Regions from separate parts of the Mus musculus genome. Here region 2 is linked to region 1. Evidence: chromatin contacts called from ENCODE Hi-C or POLR2A ChIA-PET data. All regions are on one chromosome and are shown on one strand. Each heading gives the region's core, a stretch centred on a gene start or an enhancer-like site at or near the end of the contact. The rest is flanking DNA. Distances are from core to core; before and after follow the strand shown.

Region 1 (3,746 bases), core at 693-3,192:
AGTGACCACTGGCTCCATCGCTCAGCCCGGGCCTGACGAATTAGTGAGGAATCCGGCTGGGGACTCTGTCCTAAAAGGAGGGGTGGGTGGGTAAAAGATTAAACTAGTACCCCTTGTACACAGTACCTCAGTTTGTCCTCAGGCTTTTTTTTTTCACCCTCTGAACCAATCAATGCTGCCCCTCACCTGCGCCCAGCAGCAGCCCCAGCAATATGGACCGGTGGGTTTGTTCAGCTTGGAAGAGACTGGGAAAGCAGGACCGGATGCTGAGCTCCCGGCTGTTGCCAGCAAATACTCCTCGGCAAAGACTGTCCATGGCTAAAGATGCCACCTTAAGAGTAAGACTGGGACTGAGGGACCAAGGAATAAGCCACCCTGACTGATTTCCATTGGCCCTGCTTGTGAGAGACTAAGGGAAGGAGAGAGTTTGGGTTGGAGATGTTCCCACTGTAACAAAAGGATGGGAAGGAAAGGAAGGCATTTATTCCCAACACTGGGTTTTGGAGATTCCAGCAATAGATAGTGGACATTCCTAAATGATTCAAGAGTCCCCGGGGTTAAGTCTGAGTTAGAGACTCAGCAACAGGAGGGGAAGAGGTTTGAGACCACCTCTGAGCAATGTCACCTCAGGTCCAAGGCGGCGCTGGGCAAAACTGTGCACAGTTTCATCAGGCTCTTTGCCCCTGGGCTTCAGCAACTCCCTCAGCCCAGCCCAAAACAGAGGTTTTGAGAAGGGGGGTGAAGGACGGAGTAGCCCCCTGCATGGAGGAAGGCATGGTTGAAAAGAAAACTCCCAGATTCACCTTTCAGAGGGTTCTTTTCAGCCATTAGACCCCCTGTGGCTGGAAGGCCTGACAGGGAGCGAAAGGGGGGTGTGTGTAATAGTGAGGTGTTACCTGAGGCCGGAGGGTAGAGGGTGCAGGGTACCGCCTACATACAGGAACCTGTTCTGGGCAGCTGGGTGATCCCCTCGGACAGGCAAGACTTCAGACTCCAAGCCAAGTTCAGAAACCTGTTCTCCACAAGCCCTCAGGAAGAGGAGAAACTAAGGAAAAACTGACCCAACGTTTTTCCTCTCTGCAACTCCGTCCCTTTGGAGAACTCTCCTCCACTACCTGTCCTACACATTCCACAAGACGCTCACCAGGAGCAGGGTCCGGGCTCCCAGGGCTCCAGCCGGCCTAATCCCTCGAGGTCCAAGTTCAAAGATCGCACCATCTGATCCTCGGATTGAGCGGATCCATCCTCCCAAACGCTTGCTGCCCTCCACTAAGATCACCTGGCGCCAAAAGTGAAGCACTGTCGCCACAGGGCAAAGGGACTGGGGGTCGGGGGAAGTGCATATTTCACGGAACAAAAATCTATGCAGCTTTTGCTAGAAATATCAAGAGTATTAAATGAGTCTTTCTCTGGTACTAGTGGGGACTCACCTTAGGAGGACTGGGGCCTCGGATCAGATGATAACTTGCGGCCAATCCACTGATACCTCCGCCAAGTACTATCACAGTCCGGCCCATCGTAAGGCCTGGGAAAAGGTCGAGATACCCCAGGAGAACGGGGCAGGGGAGCACTCTGTTTTACAACTGCAGAAACCCCCACTGGTCCCATACCCCACTTCTGGACACTTACTGATTTATGAGCAACTAATGCAGGGCGCGCGTGTACGTGCTGGTGGAAGAGTAAGGTCTTCGTTCTGAAGCCAGAACTTACCCACGAGATAGGGGGAACCCGAGAAAGTGAGTGACTGATAGAGGCCCTAGGAGCAGTCCATCCTGTCCGTGTGCAGATAAGGGCCACGCCCACGCTATCTCCCCAGCACAAACCCTTCGGAGGCCAGAATTCTACAGCACTCGGTTTTTCCAGCCTCAGGGGTGAGCAGGTTCAAGTCTGGTATCCCCGCCCCTAACTTTTAGGGTCCCTCCGACTCTCCGTCGATTCCTTTCTGGCGGCCTGCGTGACTGCGTTTCACTTTCTTGCTTCTTGATTGGAGGGTCTTGGAGTGCGGGTTCTGGATTGGTGAGCTCTGGATACATTCACCAATGAAAACACCATATTGGCAGTGACGCTACCAGAGGAGCAACAGCCGCTTTCGGAGTCAGTTCCGTGGAGCGGGTTAACCTGTTCGTGTCCTAATCGGAGTTAGTTGCAGTAACCGGCACTGCCTTCCCCAGGGACAGGACAGCGAAATCCTTGAGCATTCCCCAGCTCAAGCTTCCCAGGTCTGTGGTGAAAACCCTGGAGGTGGGAGAGCCCCACGAGCTTTAGTTAGGGAGAAAGAGAGAGACACTTGGAGGCCAGTCCGTGGGGAGAAGGCTCCATAAACAGCTCCTTGATGTTAGCAACAGACAGGGCCTACGGGAGCAAGGGCCGCCCGGCAACGGTACCAGTGTTTGTCAACAGGGGTTCTTGGATGCCTTGCCCTCGAGGGGCAGTACCCCTCTCAGGAAAAACCGGCGTGCCAATGCCTGCACTCTAGTTTCAGGCTTTCCCGCAACTTCACAGGTCTCAGGGTTTGTCTGCCTAGTTCCACTAAACTCAGTGTTTGGGTCCAAGGCTGGGGCCAGCTCAATCCCTGTTCTTTTCCTTCTGTTGTGAGAGCGCCCCCACCTGTCCAGAGACAGAATTGGGGCCCAGAAAGGCTCCAATTGAACCAAAATTCTAGATATCCATTCCCTCTTATCCACAAATACAAACATGAACATCACTTTTTTCTTAATAAATTTATTCACAAAAAAGTGAGATTGCAGAGGTTCTGGGGGCTGTACATGGTCAAGGGTCTGGTGGTTTCTGTACATGGGACAGGAAAACAAGGCGGAAGGGTACTTCTTAATAAAAAAAATAACGGGAGCTACAACCAACCCTCCTCCCCTCCCCGATTAAAAAGACACAAAAATAGACGTCTGTGAGGTAACTGGGGGCTTAAGGGTGTTGGGAAGGTTTTCACAGGTGCCAGGGCTTCAAGATGGTGTCACAGGCACCGAAGTGGTTCCTGCATCAATTGGTAGAACAGCACGTAGCCCTCACTGGATGCCACCTGATTTTCACTGACAGGGGAAACGCTGAGAAGAGAAACGGGACACGGCTGTGGTCAGTGGTCATTCTTGTAGATTCCCCCTCCATCCCACAAGACTCAGAGTAGCCAGGTGGAGATCAGGAGAGACTCTCCACCTATCCTTTGTCAGGAACTTATCTTTTCGGAGCTGGGGGGGGGGCGGTGGGAGGGGGCAGGAGTTGAACAAGAGGCTATTCTCACCGGGAGTCATTGTAGACATGCCAACCAGTCTGGCACCGGCACAGGGCTGTGTAGTGGCCATAGTGGACACTACCCGAGTGGTTGCAAAGGGCATACAGCTGGTAGACAGGGCTTCCTGCGGGTTAAATAACATCAGTTTCCACACCCAGTTGTGTCTCCCTCCTGAAGATTCTTTAGGAGGTTCCCTGCCAGACTCACCCGCTTTGTCGCTGGCAAAGTCCCCTAGGCTTAGTCTCTGCAGTGGGAAGTCTACACCTACTGAACTTTTCTTGATGGAGCCTCGGGAGGTGGAAAATCGGTTCAGATCTAAGCCCTGGTTAAGGAGCACTGGGGAGGCTAAGGGTCTCTAGGGGGGACTGCAGTAATAAATTCAGTACCCTCCATTCCCCCAACACATCCTGAAAGGTGGCAAAGAAAGTCAGGGTGGCAGGTTTTCCCTAAGGGAAACTCAAACGAAGGCGAGGAGACACTGTATGGGAGATACCCTAAGAGA
Region 2 (4,133 bases), core at 1,315-3,814, 64 kb after region 1:
GCCCCACTCTTTGAAGGTGTGGGTTGCTTTTTTGTTTTTGAGACAGGGTTTCTCTGTGTAGCCCTGGCTGTCCTGGAACCCACTCTGTAGACCAGGCTGGCCTCAAACTCAGAGATCCACCTGCTTCTGCCTCCTGAGTGCTGGGATTAAAGGTGTGCACCCCCACTGCCCAGCTTCTATTTTGTTTTCTTTTTTAGTCAAGGCATGCTGGCTTTGAACCTGTGGCTATCCACTGAAGTGCTTGGATTTAGGTTTGTACCACTCTGCTCCCACTACTAAAAGTAAGGTTAAAGGAGGCCTATATGTTATGAAGAGGCATTCTCTTACCTCCCAGTGGGCTGGACCTGTAACAGATCCAAAGGCTGAAGGATAAGTAAGTATTTCTGCCCCAGCTTGAGCCAATTTCAAAGAAAGTTCAGGGAACCGCATGTCATAACAGATTGCTAGACCAACCTGAAATGAGAAACAACCCACTCATCTTCCCTGTCCCATTCAACAGAACACTGAGTGCCTTCATTAGCCTGCACCAATGGGGGGTGTTACCACTTTTCAACATAGTCCCATTTCCTTTCCAAACTCCCACCTTGCCAGCCGGTGTCTTGACAGGTGGCTCAAGAGTGCCTCCAGGCTTGGTATAGTTGCTTTCTCTCATCGGCCCCTGACCTGGGATCTCTACATCGCACAGATGTGTCTTCCTGTAACTGGCCACTACTGATCCTAGAGAGAGAGAGAGAGAGAGAGAGAGAGAGAGAGAGAGAGAGAGAGAGAGAAAATACTCAGTACAGACACTCTACAAGTCCAGCTTAGCTCTTCTCCCAAAGAGTAACTTGTAGGCTGAGAACAGAAGCATAAAACCCCAAGGCCAAGCAGTTGAGAAAGAAATGCTGAAGATCTGAGTTGAGGAAAGGTAGAGAAGCCTGGGAAGAGGCAAACTAAGGGCTATGACGTCTCACCCTTGCTGTTCAAAAGCACATGACAATTGTAGATTTTCTGATTCTGCTCCCAGTCTTGGCCACGCTCGTGGAAACCGCCCAAGGACAGCCAGATTCCACATTCCCTGGGGGGGGGGGGGGACACGACACACACAACTCTACCCCCTCTGTGGCAATCCAGGAACACTGCTCAACAGGGAGTTCTACACACACAACCCCCCCCCCCCCAAACCCTACCCTTGTACCTGGCAAGCTGGCTATATTGGCCCAAAAGATCCCCATTCAGTGGTTCGGACAGGAGTAATGTCTCGGCAGGGTTTCGTGCAATAAAGTCAAATGCCTCAGGCAGAAAGGCCAGGCAAGCACCCAGTCTGGCAGCCTCTTGAACCAACTCAGCACATGTTTTAAAGTTCTCTTGCTTGTTTGGTGTTGATGTTACCTGGCACACAGCCACCAGGGGCAGCTCCCAGGAAGTTGATGAGGACATGGTTCTGGGCCTGTGAATGACACAGGCAGTATCCTCAGATTTTCTATCTAGGAGAAACTCAGAGGCTCAAGTGGGGGTGGAGCCAGAAACTTTATTTTCTTTTGACTTTTTTCTTTTTTGAGACACGGTCTTTTGTAGCCCAGACAGGCCTTTCTATGTAACTGGGGATGACCTTAAACTCCTGGTTGATCCTCCTTTTTTTCGAGTGCTGGCATTACAGGTGACCCCAGCAACTTGTTTTCATTCTTACAGAGCATAATAACCCTAGAGCTACTGGAGTTCACTCATTACATGTTTGGAGATATCTTTGTCTCCCACTATGAAGTTAATAAACACGAACTAAGCAGCTATGCGCCAGAGAGAGAACATTACGAAATATGTTACCTGGGCTGAGTACAAAGTACTGGGGTTCGAAGTAATCGGTATCCGGTACACAGGAGTTGGTGAGGAGGCCTGGTGATGAAGCCCAGCCTGAAGAAGGTGAGAAATCAGGACACCTAACCCTCTTTCAAGCCGTAAGTTTCTAGAATTCTCTGCCATTTCCAGGCCTGGCCAGTAATCCCCTCCCCCAAGGCTTCGAAAATACTTTTTACTACTAGTAGCTAGGAAAAGATATAAAATGGGAAAATGGGAGAGGCGACTATGATCGGTGCCTTAATACCTCAACTTCCAGTGATCTCACATTAAAACTGAAGCCCTTTTTCCTTTGCCAAACGTTTCCGCAGTTCAAGTCATCTCATGGAACCTTCCTCGTTTCCCCAATTCTCTTCTCGGCTGTGCCACCTGCACAGCTTTATAGACTCAACACGTATCTTTCCCCTTATACCCGAATCTCAGAAGGAAAGTTCACCCTCCCTAGATCTCCACCATCTCATGGTGGGTAGATGGGTACAGGACCAGATCCCAACCCGAGCCCCCGCCCTCTGATTAGCGCGTCCTTCCCCGCCTCTCCCCCCCGGGCAAGAATCTCTGTTGCACAAGTTAAAGCATCGCAGGTGGAATTCACCGCAGCGGGCAGGGTTTGGGAGTAGGTCCTACATGAAGACACAGCCAAAACCATTCACGGGGTCGGATCTCAAGAGCTGCCAGGAGCCAGGAGCGCAGGAGCAAGTGGGCGGTAACCCCCCGGCCGGATGTGACGCAGTGAGAGTGCGCAGGCCGGAAAGCTTGCAGGTGGGGAAGATGGCGGACAGCAGCGGTCGTGTGGGCAAGAGCGGCGGGAGCGGCGCGGGGAAGGGGGCGGTGTCGGCGGAACAGGTGAGGAGCCGCGAGCGCACAAGGCACCCGGGGCGGTGTCGAATTCGTGTAGAAGATAAGATTTGTGGCTCGAAGGGGCCTTTAGTCCTTTCCACGGTCTCCATGGGCACGCACGGGGGAGAGGGGGTCTCTGGAGGTGATCACGAACCTTTCTAGAGCCTGGGTAGGTAGGGGAGAGGCACGCCCGCGGTGTGGGTGGGTAGTCAAGGGAGAAAGCCCTGAGCTGCAGGGTCTGGGAGGGTTGGCCAGGTCTCTGAGAAGATGGATCGTAGTTTGCCCCCTCTCCGAGGTACCCTAAAGAGCGTATGGTGTTTGGCGTGGCATCTAGTAACGAATTCCAAGCTGTTCTTAGTCAGTGAGTGGCTTATGTAGTTCATGGCTCAAAAACCGTGTTCACCATCACCAACACGCTGCAGAGCCACGTGACTCAGACTCTGAGCAGTTTAGTGTTCCGTAAATTATTTTGACTAAGGAGTCTGTGGTTTGTTTGTTTGTTTGTTTTGTCTTGGAGGTGGGGATGAGGGTTGCTATAGGGTCGGGTCCGGCCTTGGCTTTTCCGGAATTCACTTTGTAGACCAAACTGGCCTGGAAGATCCGCTTGCCTCTGCCTCCCACATACTGCGATTAAAGGCTCGGATTATTTCGTCTTTGAGACACGGTCTTACTAAGTGGCCTACGCTGGCCTCGAGCTTGCTCGGTGTGCTCTCTTTGCAAAGATTGACTTCGGAAGAGGGCAGAACCCACCCCCCACCCCCTCTCTCTTTCTCTTTCTCTCTTTCTCTCTTTCTCTCTCTCTCTCTCTCTCTCTCTCTCTCTCTCTCTCTCTCTCTCTCTCTCTTTCTTTCTTTCTTTCTTTCTTTCTTTCTTTCTTTCTTTCTTTCTTTCTTTCATGTGTGAGTACACTGTAGCTGTCTTCAGACACTCCAGAAGATGGAGTCCGATCTCATTACGGATGGTTGTGAGCCACCATGTGGTTGCTGGGATTTGAACTTTGGAAGAGCAGTCGGTGCTCTTAACAGCTGAGCCATCTCACCAGCCCCAGAAGAGTAATTTTAATCATAGGTACATTTGTCAGTTGGTTGTTGAACAATTCCTACAGGTAAAAGCATCAGCATAAAGAGTCTAAAACCCACACTGTCAAAGAGTTAGAAAGTAAGTGTTCAGGGAGAACTGAAGTGCAGGGGAATTCTGGAGATGGAAGAGGGTGTAGCCTCTGACATAGTGGGAAGGAAAAAATGCTAATGCTTTGGAGAGTCCGTCTTGTGTTTGGCTTTGCTTAACCCAGAGGAACAGGTAAATGAAATAGACCTTGTCTTAAACTTGGTCACAGCCAAGTGTGGTGGCCCATACCCATAATCCCCCTGGATTACCCTGTCAGTTCCAGGCTAGCCTGGGTTACAGAGTAAAACACAGTCTCAAAAACAAAACAATGAGACTTTATGTGTGTTTGCATGTGT

What was found. Hi-C counts contacts between places; a loop is a spot of excess contacts on that map. ChIA-PET counts read pairs that join two places held with the same protein, here RNA polymerase II (POLR2A).
Region 2: a loop to region 1 is called in a map of T-helper 2 cell, with 2.1 times the contacts of the local background. The contact joins the promoter of Pfdn2 here to the promoter of Ppox in region 1. A Hi-C loop is called at or near these places in 1 of 37 maps with a recorded cell type or tissue (T-helper 2 cell). POLR2A ChIA-PET finds 5 or more read pairs at or near these places in 3 of 5 experiments (Patski and embryonic stem cell).

What each region holds. Positions count from the first base shown.
Region 1 is chr1:171,279,244-171,282,989 of GRCm38, forward strand. It overlaps Ppox (protoporphyrinogen oxidase), which reads right to left and starts at 1,943. Exons shown (of 13, transcript NM_008911.2): 1 at 1,630-1,943; 2 at 1,431-1,525; 3 at 1,145-1,279; 4 at 897-1,012; 5 at 626-758; 6 at 187-331; 7 at 1-70. The coding sequence starts at 1,517. Usp21 (ubiquitin specific peptidase 21) reads right to left here. Exons shown (of 13, transcript NM_013919.4): 11 at 3,452-3,559; 12 at 3,254-3,368; 13 at 2,706-3,059. The coding sequence ends at 2,969.
Region 2 is chr1:171,343,111-171,347,243 of GRCm38, forward strand. Pfdn2 (prefoldin 2) reads left to right here and starts at 2,565. Exons shown (of 4, transcript NM_011070.4): 1 at 2,565-2,676. The coding sequence starts at 2,602. It overlaps Nit1 (nitrilase 1), which reads right to left and starts at 2,535. Exons shown (of 7, transcript NM_012049.2): 1 at 2,458-2,535; 2 at 1,804-1,890; 3 at 1,178-1,429; 4 at 954-1,057; 5 at 584-717; 6 at 328-453. The coding sequence starts at 2,459.